2 separate regions of the Homo sapiens genome follow, and region 1 is linked to region 2. The links are chromatin contacts, found by Hi-C or POLR2A ChIA-PET in ENCODE. All regions are on one chromosome and are shown on one strand. Each heading gives the region's core, a stretch centred on a gene start or an enhancer-like site at or near the end of the contact. The rest is flanking DNA. Distances are from core to core; before and after follow the strand shown.

Evidence for each region. A loop is a pair of places that touch in the nucleus more often than their neighbours do. ChIA-PET counts read pairs that join two places held with the same protein, here RNA polymerase II (POLR2A). Pooled maps may share reads with other maps.
Region 1: a loop to region 2 is called in a pooled map of ovary, with 1.9 times the contacts of the local background. The contact joins two enhancer-like sites. A Hi-C loop is called at or near these places in 1 of 50 pooled maps. POLR2A ChIA-PET finds 5 or more read pairs at or near these places in 2 of 52 experiments (T-cell and activated CD4-positive, alpha-beta T cell).

What each region holds. Positions count from the first base shown.
Region 1 is chr5:68,085,593-68,088,657 of GRCh38, reverse strand. All of the region lies in intron 1 of LOC124900990 (a long non-coding RNA gene), which reads right to left. Among named protein-coding and RNA genes, the nearest start is that of LINC02219, 100 kb to the left of the region's middle. Within about 2 kb of position 1,722, at least 3 of the 41 ENCODE cell types and tissues checked have a DNase peak (open chromatin) inside an H3K27ac peak, as active enhancers do.
Region 2 is chr5:68,169,769-68,172,884 of GRCh38, reverse strand. No RefSeq gene overlaps it. Among named protein-coding and RNA genes, the nearest start is that of LINC02219, 19 kb to the left of the region's middle. Within about 2 kb of position 1,589, at least 17 of the 41 ENCODE cell types and tissues checked have a DNase peak (open chromatin) inside an H3K27ac peak, as active enhancers do.

The DNA.
Region 1 (3,065 bases), core at 473-2,972, 84 kb after region 2:
TAGGAGACAACAGGCTTTATCTACTAGAATTCTCTGAGCGGGTCAATAAGCATGCGGACATCATTTCTTAAACTTTTCAAAAACCTTGACAATTTTCCACACCAGAGGTTATTTAAAGATAAAAATGAGTCATGATGAGATTGTGGGGAATGTTTTGTCATGGTAAGGGAACTGGCTTAGGGTTCGGAAACAGCCTGAACCACTGCTTCTAGTAATGAATTCCATATGTTTACAACCTTCCACCCAGAGAAAATGGGGCCCTTCTCTGAAAAAGGAGGTCATATGGAGGGGAACCCCAAAAGGGTGCACATCTGTTTTATTTAGCATGTTTGGGAGGAGAGCTCACAATGAAATCTTTCTCAGAAATAGTGTCAATCAAAAGAGGGAACACTCGAGAAAACTTTGGTAGGGGTACATGTCATCAAAGATGTGACCAATGAGTCTGTGTTCTGTTCAATGACAAGAGAGACCCCTAGAGAAAATGCAACACAGGCTAGTTTTAGGTGCTGAATTCTGAGCTATCTGTTACTAGCAAGCAAGGGAACCAGGACATTCGGTTCTCTGGAGAGGCTAATCATTTGGCACCTCTTCAAACAGTGTTAAAGTATTTGCTAAACACTTATTTAGAAGAAAGGCTTAAGGCTACCTGGGAGAAGAGCCAAGAAGGCGGCAGCTCTAACTTCTTTTCTGTTGTCCTGAGACATTCATTTCAACCCCAAAGTTGCATATCCATATCATGGAAACAAAATAACAACTCTGCAGTTGACTGAACCCACCTTCCTCAGGGACTGTCTACTGTAACTCTATTAGGAGTTCTGGACTCTCACCTCCTCACCATTGCTATTCCAAATGGACTCCTATTGCTATATTGCTATTCCAAAGAATATCACTATTCCAAATGTACTCCTATTTGATAAAAGGAATTTTAACATAACAGTTGCTTGTTGCTAGAAATTAGTCTTGGGAGGAAAAGAGAATACACAAACAATCTGAAAGATTTGAATGATCTGAAAGAAAGAGGGCTTTATGGCAGGAGAAAGTATGACTCCCACCTGAAGTACAAGATGGAATCTAGAACCATCACGAGCCACTGTACTAATACAGGTAAGACAGGCCTGGGACCACCAGACCTGATGTAGACATTTCCAGGGGCTGGCAAGATGTTGATAGCTGTGGGACTAGGTGTTGCAGCCTTTGCAATTGAATATTTTACAGCTGCATATTTCAAGTCTGGAAACTTCTGCAACAAGTAGTCACAGAACATGTGAAAATTTCAACCCCTAGCCTTTCATACTCCTATAAAAAGGATTTAAACAGACAAAATGGGTAGGCGAGAAGCTAGTCTTATTTTAGGTGTAAGCCCATCTGCTGGTAAAGCTGAGATTAGAATGCTTCATAGAAAAATCATGATTTCAAATTAAGCGGATAACAATGACTCTCTTGTTTAGCAACCCAAATATACAAAGCAGAAGTCATGCTAGATTGAGCACCAAACAGTGATGTGCAAGGAGAAAGCAGAGCCTTTTCGTTCTTTCTTTTTATTAAAAAAAAAAAGTCCTATACAATGATCACATCCATTTCTTTTCAGGCAACTTAACAACAAATGATTAGCACAGACAAAAGAATTGAAGGAAGGAAGAAGCCGAATCCTTGGTGGTGAGTGCAGAAGAGGAATTTGCTCTTGGCAGGGCCCTCGTGATAGAGGAGAAGCTGAGTCAGGGATTCACGGAACAGAGCAATAAACAGATGGCCGCGCTGAGAGCAGTAATGACTGGACTTTCCAATGGCATCAAAAAGGTTTTTTTTTTTGTTTTCACCTCTCAATAACCGTGAACAGATATTTTAAGAAGTGGCAACACGTTAGAAAGAATAATTAATCTTTCCGGCTGAAAATAATTGTAACAGGAGTCTATAAGATCCCGAAAGTAGGAAGCTATACAATTGCTTCCTCAATACGAGCATCTGTTTAACCTTGTAGAGCAGGCACAACGTAATAGTCAATATGCTGCAACCCGGGGACACCCTGTTGGACAAGGCACTGCCCTAGACTTCATGGAACTCACCATGAAACTCCTTGTGAGAGGGACAGAAGCATGAGCATGCATATAGGAAGCCTTCAGTGGCCTCCTTTACTCCCATCCCCATTCACTACTACTCTCTCCACTCCAAGCCTGTGGCAGCTTTGTCCATCTTTCTTTATAGCACAGGTTACATTGAATTATGGCTGCCTGTTTCCTTGGAGCTCCTTAAAGTTATACACTATATTTTGCAGAATACATATTCATTGGCTAGTTAATTAAATTAATGGAAGAAACATATCCCTCAAGGGGATTTGAAACACCATACAAAAATACCTAAGAGTGACAGAGTAAAAATAAATCAGTGCATAAATAAATAAAATCAGTATACAGAGAAAACAGGTTAGAAAAAGTAAGATATATCCAGAGTAAGAAGATACTTCTTTTGAAAAGAACAAGAATGTTAAAATTTGAATTTTTTATAGAGACAGAGTCTCCCTACGTTGCCCACACTGGTCTCAAACTCCAGGCCTCAAGCAATTCTTCCTTGACCTCTCAAAGTGCTGGGATTACCCACCACGCCTGACCGGAAGAAACTCTTAAACTGAATTTTGCAGGGTGGATGGAGGTTTTTGGGCAGAGAAGTGAGGTTAAAGGAATTCTAGGCAGGGAGTTCTGGCATGTACCATGTTTGAATAACGGTGATGCTGGAAGCTGGGGTGGAGGGGGTGCTGATGAGGCTTGAGATTAGTGGGAGCTGCACTGTGGAAGGCTGTACAGAACAAGTTATGGATAGGAATTTATCTTGTGGGAACCTGGGAGCCAAAAATCATCATGATTGGATCCACATTTCAGAAATGTCTCTCTAGCAGCAGGGTGTTGGACAGATAAGAACATAAATTATGGAAGGCTGTCAGTTCCTTCTTTAATATCAACTCTCCTCAAATCTCTCATCATGTTTTCTATGAACATCAGAAGGAGACCTCACCTCTTATTTTGCAATTTTTGAATAGAACAAAAAAAAACTATTTGATGTGAACTTTTTGG
Region 2 (3,116 bases), core at 340-2,839:
AGCTTTTAGTTTCACAGCCGCTTACTTTCACAGGCCCTTCCAAGGTTCTGTGTGTCCTTCGCAGGGATTTAAGGTATAGCTGGATGCATGGAGAGCCACGCCAGCCAGAGGGTCAATCTCTACATTCTCGGTCTGTGTGGAAGGCTGGTAGGTTGAACGTACTCTCAATTTTTGCTGACCTCCAGTGATGCCCTGCAACATGTGGAGCCTCCCCAGGTATCTGAAATCCAACTCTGGCACCAAGGAGAAGGTTTGGAATGAGATGCTCCACCACTCTCTGCTCAGGGTTCTCCAGACAAAGGCCCCACCACCAGCATCTCGAGCCCTGCCCTTTCCACCCAGGACACCAAATGGGATGCTGGATCAGTTGCTGAGACAATGGCCAAAGGGTCAGCTGGAGCCCTGCCCAGCAAGATCAAAGGTCTGGAGTCTCTGAGGAATTTTCTTAGAGCACGAAGCACCTCTGGAGCAAGAGATTGTTTCAGCTGTGGCATGACCAATAATTCTCAAGCTGAAAGATTATTTTCTAAGCCATTAATAACAAAAAACATATTTCTATCTGCCATGCCAGAAAAAAAAAAACAAAATTATCTTTCTATTCTCTTTACACAAAATAGTATTATAAAGTTTTGGTTATTTGAGGAACGATCAAAGAGGATAAAGTAAAAAAAGTAGGGAAAAGAAATGTTACATAGGTGGATCAAACAGTGAAGTTATGATAATAACAATAATTCTTAATACTAATGGTAATGATGCTATTTTTCTGGATGCTTTTTAAAGTTTGTCATTTGTTATGGTTTCTTCTCTTATTCTAAGTAGATATTTACTCTTGGGCTTAATTTCATATTCTTTTTCATAAAGAGGGCTCCATATTTTATAAGCTTTGCAATAACCTGGATCTACCCTTGACCGAGTTCCTTTTCTTGAAGAGTGGGGCAGGAATCACTAAAATCACAAGAAACCAATTCCTACAACTTTTCTTTGCTCCATTAAATCCTTACCCTCTCCTATTTGATCTTGAATCTATTATAGAAGCTTAGAAGATTCAAATGCCAATAAGGAGTGTTCAAAATATCTAAATCCATGACTTGCCTGACCCAATCTCATTGAAAAAGCAAAGCATTAACTCTGTCTTCCTAATTTGGAAGAAGACAGGTTTGCCTGGATCAGTTTTTGGAAAGGAATTACTTTAGAAATACCGATCTCCGAAAAAAATAGAAGAGCATATCATTTCGTTTGTATGTTTCTTTTGAAATTAGTTATTAATACAGAGGCAATCACTTTTGAATGTCTTTGTACCGTACACCAACCCATATTTTCCATCTATTCAGGAGGGAAGAGCAAGGCTGAGAGCCAGCAAAGGGCAAAGAAATGACTGCCCATTTTGTTGCAACACCAAAAAACTCTTGATTTATCAGTGTGTTTGACATACTCTTTTTCGGCGGGGTGGGGAGGAGGTGATGGGCTGGTGGAAATAAAGACTTGTAAATTTTGTAAATGCGAGTCCTCTAAAGTAGGCCAATTGGTCAGCTGCAAACTTGGCAGCATCGTGAAGCATGTGTGCTGGGCAGCTTCGGAACACGATGTTCTGTTTCACTTCTGAGAGCAGGGGAAAATGGAATAAGGGCTCAACCCAGGACAGAGAGAGAGAGAGCTCAGCAGCGACCTGCGAAAGGGCCCAAAGACAAAGGAAACAGTAAAGAATAAAAGCCCAGCATCATTAGACTGCTGACCACAACGCTGAAAAAAGAGAGAGAGAAAGAATGTGAAAGTGTCTGAGAGAGGTGCTGTGGTTCTGATGCTTGCTGAAGCTAAGTTCTGGAAAATTCAGAGCAGTTGTGTGATTGATGATTAAAAGTAATAACTCAGTGTTTTATGTAAGAGTAATGATGAAATTTCGTAAAAGTTCTTGGAAATAATGCTGAATCTTATTGAGTCTACAAACCTTGAACCATAAAACAAAGTGTGGCATGAAGGAAAAAAAAGTTTGAAACACAGACTCCTATAGCTCCAAATTTAAAAAGAACTTGTTAGGGCTTTTTTTTTTTTTAAACTAAATTTACATTTCATATTGTTTTAATAAATATTCGGCTACTAAATAATAATATATAACTTATAAAAATAACAAAGTGTTTGGCATATTTGAGTAGTCACCCTTCTCAGATATTTTCAAATGATTTATGAGTAAATAAACTGAATAAAGTGCAAAAAAATATGGACTTGTGTTAACAGTTCAACAAAAACAGGTACTAATAGTAAAGTATACGTTAATTCATAAAACATTTTGTTTAATGGCACCAACTGCTCATATCTTGAGATTGGTTCTTTCTTTTAATTAAGTGATTTTGAATTATGTCATGGTGACATTCTATTAGAATCATTTATAACTGATAGCATGTAATGAATAACCACATATATTTGTCTTCAAATATCTGGTGTTATCATAAACTTGAAAGGACAGAGATCAAGCAAGTGATAATTGCTTAATTCCATATGTACACTATCATTTAAACATATTAAGTTGAAAATAAATTCTTAAGGAATATCTCCATCTTGATTTATTGCACAGAAGTTCAAGTATAAATGCAAAAATGGTTATTACTCAGTGGCACCTCTTCTTCCTCCATGTATGTGCCAAAAGAGAAAGACAAAAGAAAAAAAAAGCCACCTATTTATTAGTGTAAAAAGGAGACTATGGTGGCCAAAAGACTCAGCTGGTCTTTGTAAAGGAGTTTATAGCTTTCAGCTGAAATCTCTAAGTGAGAATTCTCATTCCCAGCTGCTGGCTCCCTGGGAGCTCTCCGTGGCCTCTGACCTCATTTCCATGGAGACAGAGGTGGGAAGGGTAAAAAATAAGTTAAGGGGGAAACTTTTCTTAAGGCAGTATTTCCAAATCCCCACTCCTCTAACACTAATGACTGTCCAAGTTAAAGCTGGCCACACATCACTATTTGAAATCACTTTCAGTTTTTCAAGGGTGAATGGCTAAAAATGAGGCATTTGATTGTAAAGATACATTTGCAGAAATAAAAGAAAATACCTGACGTATTTGATACTGTTTAATTGAAGCTCTAAATGAAAGCAAAATGGCTGCTAACATTCAACAATGGAGAGAG